Regions from separate parts of the Homo sapiens genome. Here region 1 is linked to region 2. The links are chromatin contacts, found by POLR2A ChIA-PET in ENCODE. All regions are on one chromosome and are shown on one strand. Each heading gives the region's core, a stretch centred on a gene start or an enhancer-like site at or near the end of the contact. The rest is flanking DNA. Distances are from core to core; before and after follow the strand shown.

Region 1 (5,138 bases), core at 2,479-4,978, 76 kb after region 2:
TTTCGATGGGGTTGTTTGTTTGTTTCTTGTAAATTTGTTGGAGTTCATTGTAGATTCTGGATATTAGCCCTTTGTCAGATGAGTAGATTGCAAAAATTTTCTCCCATTCTGTAGGTTGCCTGTTCACTCTGATGGTAGTTTCTTTTGCTGTGCAGAAGCTCTTTAGTTTAATTAGATCCCATTTGTCAATTTTGGCTTTTGTTGCCATTGCTTTTGGTGTTTTAGACATGAAGTCCTTGCCCATGCCTATGCCCTTAATGGTATTGCCTAGGTTTTCTTCTAGGGTTTTTATGGTTTTAGGTCTAACATTTAAGTCTTTAATCCATCTTGAATTAATTTTTATATAAGGTGTAAGGAAGGGATCCAGTTTCAGCTTTCTACATATGGCTAGCCAGTTTTCCCAGCACCATTTATTAAATAGGGAATCCTTTCCCCAGTTCTTGTTTTTTTCAGGTTTGTCAAAGATCAGATGGTTGTAGATATGTGGCATTATTTCTGAGGGCTCTGTTCTGTTCCATTGGTCTATATCTCTGTTTTGGTACCAGTACCATGCTGTTTTGGTTACTGTAGCCTTGTAGTATAGTTTGAAGTCAGGTAGCATGATGCCTCCAGCTTTGTTCTTTTGGCTTAGGATTGACTTGGCGATGTGGGCTCTTTTTTGGTTCCATATGAACTTTAAAGTAGTTTTTTCTAATTCTGTGAAGAAAGTCATTGGTAGCTTGATGGGGATGGCATTGAATCTATAAATTACCTTGGGCAGTATGGCCATTTTCACGATATTGATTCTTCCTACTCATGAGCATGGAATGTTCTTCCATTTGTCTGTATCCTCTTTTATTTCCTTGAGCAGTGGTTTGTAGTTCTCCTTGAAGAGGTCCTTCACATCCCTTGTAAGTTGGATTCCTAGGTATTTTATTCTCTTTGAAGCAATTGTGAATGGGCATTCACTCATGATTTGGCTCCGTTTGTCTGTTATTGATGTATAAGAATGCTTGTGATTTTTGCACATTGATTTTGTATCCTGAGACTTTGCTGAAGTTGCCTATCAGCTTAAGGAGATTTTGGGCTAAGACGATGGGGTTTTCTAGATATACAATCATGTCATCTGCAAACAGGGACAATTTGACTTCTTCTTTTCCTAACTGAATAAATTGTGTTTATTTGTGTCATCTCTCTTTTCTTCTTCATTAGTCTAGCTAGCGGCCTATCATTAATATTTTCAAAAAACTAACTCCTGGAATCACTGATCTTTTGAATGGTTTTTCATTCCTTGACTACTTTCAGCTCAGCTCTGATTTCGATTACTTGTCTTCTGCTAGCTTTGGGGTTGATTTGTTCTTGCTTCTCTAATTCTTTCAGTTGTGGTATTAGGTTGTTAATTTGAGATCTTTCTAACTTTTCTATGTGGGCATTTAGTGGTATGAATTTCCCTCTGAAACATTGCCATGTCATATCTTTGTTCTCATTTGTTTCAAAGAACTTCTTGATTCTCTCTTACTTATCCAAAAGTCATTCAAGAGCATGTTGTTTAATTTCCATGTAATTGCATGGTTTTGAGCAATTTTTTTTATTGTATTCTATTCTTATTGCGCTGTGGTCTGAGACTATGTTTGGTGTTTGCTGTTTAAAGCCAATACTTCGAAACAATCTATACCAGGTTTTAGGAATTCTAACCTGCAGGGGGTATGGCTAGGCATTGGATGTCATCCCATTATTCCCTTCTTTTTTTTTTTTTTTTTTTTGGTTTTGTTTTTTGAGACGGAGTTTCACTCCTGTTACTCAGGCTGGAGTGCAGTGGTGCAGTCTCGGCTCACTGCAACCTCCACCTCCTGGGTTCAAGCGATTCTCCTGCCTCAGCTTCCCGAGTAGCTGGGATTACAAGCACATGCAACAACACCTGGCTAATTTTTGCATTTTTAGTAGAAACAGGGTTTGCTCCCCTTTTAGATGTATTTTTGCTTGTTTTTTTCTTTTTCTGTGAGACAGAGTCTCGCTCTGTCACCAAGGCTGGAGTGCAATGGCGTGATCTCAGCTCACTGCAACCACTGGGTCCCTCCCTTGACACATGGGGATTACAATTTGACATGAGATTTGGGTGGGAACACAGAGCCAAACCATATCAGAGGTCAAAATTAGAGATTAAGGAAAAAGAACCATAGTCCTGGTTCCAGGGTTAGAACAAGGTCAGGACAGAGAAATAAGTCTGAGTTCTGATGGGCTGTTGAAAGGCTGCACCGGGTGCTCCCAGAATTACTGCAAGGGAGGTTCATTCACCTGGGATTATACTTCATGCCGTGTGGGAAATTACATGCTCTCTAGTCAACTGTTGACATTACCAAGACCCTCAGCCTTGGAGATTTACATTTTACTCACACCTCAGACATAGACACAAGCTGGGGTTCATTTGTTTGTTTTACTTTTTCAGATGTTGGATGAAAAAAGAGATTCTTAATAATGGGTTTTCACTTCTAACTCCCCCTTTCTCCCCATCAAAAAAACAAAACAAAACAAAACAAACCTCAAAAGACTTTATTTTCCTTTCCCTTTCTTTATAGCAGAGATCAGGGTATCAGGGTATCAAGAGAGCAGGGTATCAGGCTGCTCTCTTATCCAAATGGCAATACTCAAAGGTTCCCAAGATTTAGTCACCTCCCTTCTCAAGTGAATATAAAACGTGGAGCATCTTTCTTTGCAGAGTAAGACTGACTTTAGGTCATCTTGAGCCCATTTATCATTATTTGAAACATTATAGAATCTATTGGATCATATAGCCAAAGTTATAGAAAATATAATTTTCATTTTTAAACAGATCTCTTATTATGAATGGTTACTTGGGCTGCCTGGCCTTGGAATATCTCTTTTGCATGATTGCAATATACTTGTGTCCAAATGTGGATCTTGGCCTCTTAAGTAATGTTCTCACATTTTACCCAAACTTGTCGGTGTTGGCTAACCAGAGGTTTAATGTGGACTAATCAGTGCAGGGAAGCATCCCAGTATGTGTATATTTCTAAGTGCCTGAACTAACATGGGGCAGGCACTATGCATAGTTGCTAACCTGATGAAACAGCTTCAATTAGAGCCTCATCGCTGACATTCCAGAGTGGCTGCACTTGGAATCATAGGATGTGCAGGTATCTGTGGTCAGATTTTTACTTAAAACAAAAAAAAAGGAGAAGTTTCAGAGTATAAGTTTTATTGGATTTGGGGACTTGGAGTTCTTGGAAAATGATAATGATTTAGAATATAGTTTGTACATCTCCCCTGGGTGAAACTTGAGGATCTTTGTTTTGTTTATGTCTTTCTCACGAGGTAGAAGATCGATTCTAAGTCAAGAACACATTTGTGGCAATGTAATTACAAGTGAAATATACAAAAAGGCTCCTGAACAACCCCTTTAACTTCCTTGTTCTACTTGCCCTGGCTCAAACTATGCTGCTTCCCTCCTGTCTCTCAGCACCCCTCCCCAGACAGAGCACCCACTCCCTTCCCAGCCCCTGCCTACAAGCTCCCTTCCCACCCTTTGAATGCTCAGGAGGAACCACTCACAGCAAAATTAGGCCTCCAGGCTCCCTTCTTCCTAGGCTCCCTTTCTTGAGGTGTCTCTGCTGGTTTGCTCTCTCTTGATCTGTTTCTGGCCCCCACACTGTGAATTTTAGATCCTACTCTTTATCAGCAATGTCTGGGTAAGAGGAGAAATCAAGATTCCTGCAAAAAATGGACATGCTGACTCAGCCTAGAGTTATGGAGCTGGACTGGCTTAAGTCACTGCTTCCTTTGTCCTAACTTACTCATTTTACTAATACAACCATTCACAAATAGTTGCAGTCATGATATGGAAAAGTTAAGGAACGAGGAATATGTGTTTAATGTCTTTTCTATTTCCCTGTGAGTGCTTATAGAATCCATTCTCTTACATGGCAGCAGGAGAAAGAGTGAGCAGGGGAAATGTCAGACACTTACCAAACAACCAGATCTCCTGAGAACTCCCTCACTATCAGGAGAACAGGAGAGCAGCAAGGTTTTCAGCAGCTCAGTCATTTTAGCTGAGAAATGAGGAAGGGAAGTGTTAAAGCCTACATACAGAAAGAGGTAGTCAAACATATAAGGAAAAGAAGAATATAATTCCTCTAGTTAAAGAGAGTGTTCTGACAATAAACTCTAATATGAAAGTAATTTCCCCCCTTTTAATTAATAGCAAACATCTGTATTCAAACATGAACTTTTTTCTGTTATCTTTCACTGTGGAGAGCAGAATTAGCCCCATTCTACAGTTAGAAAAATGGAGACATGAAACATTCAAGGATTTCATCCAATATAACAAGACCACCAGACGAAAGCTAATGGTTTACAGATGCAGGGTATTTTTCAAAGAAGAAGGAGAAATCATGTTATCTTTGATGTAACATGTGTAGAACTAACACAAGTGTTTGCCTTTGAGAATTACAATAGTCAGAGGGGAAAAAAAACTTTTTTCATCTTTTTTATTTTAAAATTCCTATGTGTATGTAGTCACTTCTCTAAGACAGGCCAAGGTATTTTTTTATGAATAACAAATTTTACTAAATAAGTTATGCAATAAGCTAAATCAAAATTTCCTCATAATAAATCTTTAAAGTTTCTCCTTCTTTTCACCAGTTCTTTTGTGGAAGAAAAACACAGGCATGCTGACAATGGCCAAGACAAAGGTGTTCCTCTTTCTTTCCAAATCCTGTAGACTGGAATAGTTATGGAACTGAGAGAAGTCACAGCAGTCCTGATCCAAAGTGTCACACTAAACTATGTGCCAGGCACAGGGATCTCCGCTCTCAAGTGACTTTCAGGCCAGAGGTGGTGGACAAGATAAGCATGCTGTTAGGAATGAATGTGGGGTGGCCACAGTAGCACATGGGAGGCCGTTGAACTTGGCCTTGGGGACCAAGATGTGATTTCTGGAACATAAGAGCAAACTCATACCTAAGATACGTGTAGGAATTAGCCTGGTGAAGGAGTGTTCCAGGAAGGTGGAACAGGACATGAGAAAACCTGGAGTTGATAGGGCTTTCAGCAGATGAGAAGAACTCGAAGCAATCCAGCATGTCAGGAATAATGGGCAGTAGGGTTAACTTGACTGCCAGAATCTTCCTTTTGTACTTTTC
Region 2 (5,337 bases), core at 2,592-5,091:
ATCTAACCCCAGGACAACCTGTGAGGCAGAAAGTTTTCTTCACATTCCAGAAACAAGGAAGCAGGTTCAGAAAGTCTCCTATGGTCACCGGACTGGGAAGTGCCATGCAGGAGCTGTTGGATCCAAAGCCCACGTTCTCTGGCTCCACTTGTTTACACTTGCTTAATGATTTGGAGACATGAGCTTGTAGGACAAAGGGAAGAGCAAAGCTTCCCTTTGATTGGAGAGCAAGATAGCACAATATCCAAAGTGGAAAGTCAGGTTTTTCCTTCTTCATCTGTTTTACCTGACGAGGGCCAGAATTTAAGGGTCTATTAGTCATAGATGGCATGGAGTATGCACTCCCTGTGTTCTGGGCGCTGTGCTGAAAACCTTCTGTGTGTTATCTCATTTGATCTCTTAGGGGCTCTGTCTCCATGGTTTTTGGTGAAAGCACAGAGGGTTAGAATAAGGTCATTTCCAAGGTCAAAGAGCTAGGATACAGTGGAGTTGGGATTCAAACTCACTGTTACTAGACTCCACACAAGAACCTGGGGTCCTAATCACTAAACATAGTGCACTACAAAGCACAGTTATGTAACATATGTCATATGTATCTGTGTATAAATATGCATGTATACATATATATGTGTTTACTTTGTGTGTACACACACATACCTGCACAAGATACACCCCTTAAAAATTTCATACCTATCAGTGATCTCCAAGTATGCTTGTGTTGACATGTTTGAGTTTAATACAATTTGTTTAACTAGTGATCATGTTACTTGGTGATATTTTCTTCATTTGGCCATGAATTAAAGAGCATTTACTGGGCACCTGCTTTAAGCCAAACATTCTGTAGACAGCAGGATTCAAAGCTAAGATATAACTCTTGCCCTTAAATAAGCTGGTAGGTTTAATAAAATTGGTCTATATGTGTTGCATTATTTTGAAAGTTATTTGCTATTATTGTGTTCAATTTATTTTTTGGTTTGCTAAGAATACATAGAGATAACAGTTATAAATTACAAGGTTAAAAAATTCGAATAAGCAAAAATCTCCTAGTTTGCTAACTATCAGTTAAATGATAATCATTGTTAAATGATGAATATGTCATATTGCAATGTCAGTTTCACAGGCAGATTTACTAGGAAGCTAATGAAGTATGATCTTCAAGATTTCTCAATTTCATTGACACATTCTAAGACTCCATTCTTATTTTTGTGACCATTCATTTGTATTCCTTTTCTTAAGAGTCCTCCCTTTATATTTTATAAATTTTAGGATCTAAGAGGACCAAATATGCCCCTGGTCAGTCTTTAATAATTTAAAGGCAACCCAATGATTTGGGATTGATTTCACAGTCCACAAAAAATAAAGAACTATTTCTTTCCTATACCTCTGTTGGTACTCACCTCTATTTGGTATTTGCATTTTAGTTACTCCAATAGATACCCATACTAGAGCGTAAGTACTAATAAAAATTAAAACTCATGTCAATGATTATCTCTCCTTATAAAGAAGCCTACAGAGGGTCTTGAAGCAATAAAGTAATTTGAATGAAAACTACAAACCATGAATAACATGACACCTACTACTTCAAATAATCCCCAAGTGACCTTTATATAATTTTTCTTCTTGGACATTTGAAACACTTTGGTAGTTTAACTCCTTAACCCTGTACTAATGAGATAGAATATAGGTATTCCCTCCATTTACAGGATACGTACTCTGACCAAGGAGATTTAAAACAAATTTTATTTATTTATTTAATTTTGGTAATATTTGTCAGTGAAAAAAGCTGCTGTTTAAAATATATATATATTCGGGCCCAGTGCAGTGGCTCACGCCTGTAATCCCAGCACTTTGGGAGGCCAAGGCAGGCGGATCACCTGAGGTCAGGAGTTCGAGACCAGTCTGGCCAACGTGGTGAAACTCTGTCTCTACTAAAAAAAATACAAATATTAGCTGGGCATGGTGGTGGGTGCCTGTAATACCAGCTACTTGGGAGGCTGAGGCAGGAGAATTGCTTGAACCCAGGAGGTGGAGGTTGCAGTTAGCTGAGATTGCACCATTGCACTCCAGCCTGGAGACAAGAGTGAAACTCTGTCTCAAAAAAAAAAATATATATATATATATTTTTTAAATATATATATATATTTATTATATATATATTTTAAATATATATATTTATTATATATATATTTAATAAATAAATATATATATTTATTTAAATAAATATATATAAAAATATATATAAATATTTATTTAAATATATATTTAAATATATATAAATATTTATTTAAATATATATTTAAATATATAATATATATTTATATATAATATATATATTTCTCTATATATTTTATATAGAGATGAAGTATATATTTATATATAAATAAATATATAATATATATTTCTCTATATATTTTATATAGAGATGAAGTATATATTTATATATAAATAAATATATAATATATATTTCTCTATATATTTTATATAGAGAGAGATGAAGTATATATTTATATATAAATAAATATATGAGACAGAGAATTTTATATATATATATTTATTTATATATATATATATATATATATATATTTTCATGATTCTTGCTCTCCAGGAAAAACATCTTTCAAAAACATTGAAAGATATTTCAACACTGAAAGAATGGAGAAATCTTTGCCTTCAGGTTTGACTCCACCTAAAGCATCTGTAATAGATTCACTGCATGGCCTCAGATGCTAACTTCTTAGTGGAGTAATGGCATCAAAACTTGTAATCTGAACTAATTTAAGTATAACTTTATTCACATATTCTTCTCTTTAAGGATTTTCATCTCACGGATTTTAATTGCAGTAATAAATGGATTCAGTGTATTTTTGCCCCAGATTATGTACTCATTCTTTCAGCTAAGCAATATTTATTGAGAATCTATGATGTGATGGATATTGATCCTAGTGCTGGAAGCAGCAATGAATGAACTATACAGAAAGCCTCTACCTTCAGGAAGTGAGGGAGAACCTTGAAGAGGTGTCTTTCAAATATTGATCTTGCCAAAGTCTGTTGTGGAGTTTAGTAAACTGTACCAAAGCAGTGTATGACTGTTAGCAAAATACACATAATTTCATTTTCACTTGCAGCTTATAAAACCTGTCAGTCATTTCTCCAAAATATTGGATTTTCTAGCTCTAGCTTGGGATTTCCATTGATTGCCAGTAGAATTTAAGGAAATTTCCTTTCTGAGGCCAAATGCATGTCTCAGCGCTGTCCATGTGGAAATGGTCAATACAATTTGACCAGTAATAGTTTTTTGATTGTCTATGGGAACATCTGGATCTTTGACCTCACAAGTAGTTAAACAACATGCCCTTCTCCCTATGCAAAAGTGTTTGTTCGTTTGTGGCTCAGAGGCTCTGCGTTTGCATGTTGGGCTTCATGTTCTGGAAGTCATTTTCTCTAGCAGTGAGGTTATTTAATTCCAAGGACTGGTTTGAATTTCTTTTTAAACTACAAGTGTATAGGATTACATTTAATTGTTGGTTTATGTACAGGAGCATTGCTACACTGAGCTGCAAGGAGCACATTATAAAGTACTCGTTTGTCCTGAGTAAATATTCATTCAGTTACAGGCTGGATGAGAGCCCATGCATCTCTGAATCATGATGTCTGGAGATCTGGACATCAGATAGGCAAATATCTGGAGATATTGCTGATATTATCTATTAACCTTTTGCTATCTGTAGGGTCTTATAAAGTAGCTTGACAATTGCAGTGTAAATCAGGAAAACGAATGCCTAAAGCTTGGACACATCGACCAGATGGCTGGAGTTTAACAAGTGTGAGTACATATTTGTTGGCAACACACAGTCAGACAAAAAGGCGCTTGTCCTGGCAGCTCACAGTGTCGTCTGTCCAGGGGCGGCAGCAACACAGACTGAGGCCTTGCTGCACATTGTATCAGGCTCAGGGGCAGGAACATAGGGTCCTTTTCTGGGTCAAATCTCCCTCTGAAGGTGAGAGTCAAGTCAAGGAATGATTTTCTTGAAGTGCAGCATGCTCTTCCAGCAGTTTCTGAGAGGGAGATGTCCCTAAAAGGGTGAAGAGAGGGCATTTGTTCCAGGACCCTGGTTCCTCCACCTTCCAGGATCCAGAGGCCTGACTGTTCATCACCACTTTCAGTGCATTCTCAACGCTCACTCTCTGCATGATTCAGAAGGCCACATTCTTCATAATACAGTCATGCTAGACTTGGAATTTTGACAAGCCATGTTCTCATTTCTGTGATCTATGCTTCATAAAGACCATATGGAGTATACTAAATCTAAAGAAATCTATCTGATTGTGAACACACTGTGTGAGACACTACTAAGAAGGGAGTCAGAGTGAGGAGGGCCTCTGGTGGCATTTTCCAACTTGGCTGATTGACACAACTAAAAGTGTTAGACATAATTGGGAGTATGTCATTAGACACTCACTAACAAGGTGGTACCCCACTTAGCAGAACCCTTTTTCCACCTAAGGGTCCTGTTCAGTGTGGTGAGGAGCGACATTGGTCAGCAAACGTGGCTGCTGCGTGTGGTACTCATGTTACAGAAACTTCCTAAACCCTTTTGGGATCTCTCTATTGCCTTGAACAGATGGCCTGTGAGCTGCGGGGCCTTCTTCCAGATCCACGGCCTGCAGCATCTAGGCTTGTGCCCAATCACTAAATGGAGTCCTGCAGGGCCCTTCCTGATCTGGCCCCTGCCAACTTCCCCAGCCTTGCGTCTCTCCACTCTCCAGTTCTCCTGGTTATCTGAATCCCATTCCCTTCTAGCCATTCTTCATTTCCTTCATTTCCTCAATTGCCTTTAGAGTTTTGCATCAACAGTTTCTCATTCTTAGAGCAAACACCCTCCCAGCTTATCTTGCACCTCCAACCTTCACTGAAGACTTGTTTAATACTAGTTTCTCTCTCCCCTACTTAATCAGAATACATTATTCAGAAAGTTTTCCACAACCCATCAGGATGTAGCCAGTTTGGCTGATCACCTAGAAGGGACCCCTTTTTCCCAAATCTAGGTTGGTTCTTCCCGCTTCCTCAATGCCAAGGATAAGGGCACATCAGACAGAGTCACTGCCTCCATCCTGCCCCAATGACCTCTGCTCTGTAGACCTCTGGTCCTGCAGGCTAACCTCTGAAGGACCAGGGCTCTCCATCATGGGAGGAGCAAAATCTTCCCCTCATAAAACCCCATGATTTACATGGTAGAACTGTGCTTTGTATCTTGTACACACTACCACCAAATGACCCTATTCTGCTTCTACCTTCTTCCTTCCGCAAAACCAGATACACAGCAGGCCCCATTATGG

What was found. ChIA-PET counts read pairs that join two places held with the same protein, here RNA polymerase II (POLR2A).
Region 1: POLR2A ChIA-PET joins it to region 2 with 13 read pairs in A549. The contact joins two enhancer-like sites. POLR2A ChIA-PET finds 5 or more read pairs at or near these places in 2 of 52 experiments (A549 and AG04450).

The regions. Positions count from the first base shown.
Region 1 is chr6:136,008,668-136,013,805 of GRCh38, forward strand. The region is part of intron 2 of PDE7B (phosphodiesterase 7B); the gene reads left to right. Among named protein-coding and RNA genes, the nearest start is that of PDE7B-AS1, 62 kb to the right of the region's middle. Within about 2 kb of position 3,729, at least 4 of the 41 ENCODE cell types and tissues checked have a DNase peak (open chromatin) inside an H3K27ac peak, as active enhancers do.
Region 2 is chr6:135,932,635-135,937,971 of GRCh38, forward strand. All of the region lies in intron 1 of PDE7B (phosphodiesterase 7B), which reads left to right. Among named protein-coding and RNA genes, the nearest start is that of PDE7B, 84 kb to the left of the region's middle. Within about 2 kb of position 3,842, at least 6 of the 41 ENCODE cell types and tissues checked have a DNase peak (open chromatin) inside an H3K27ac peak, as active enhancers do.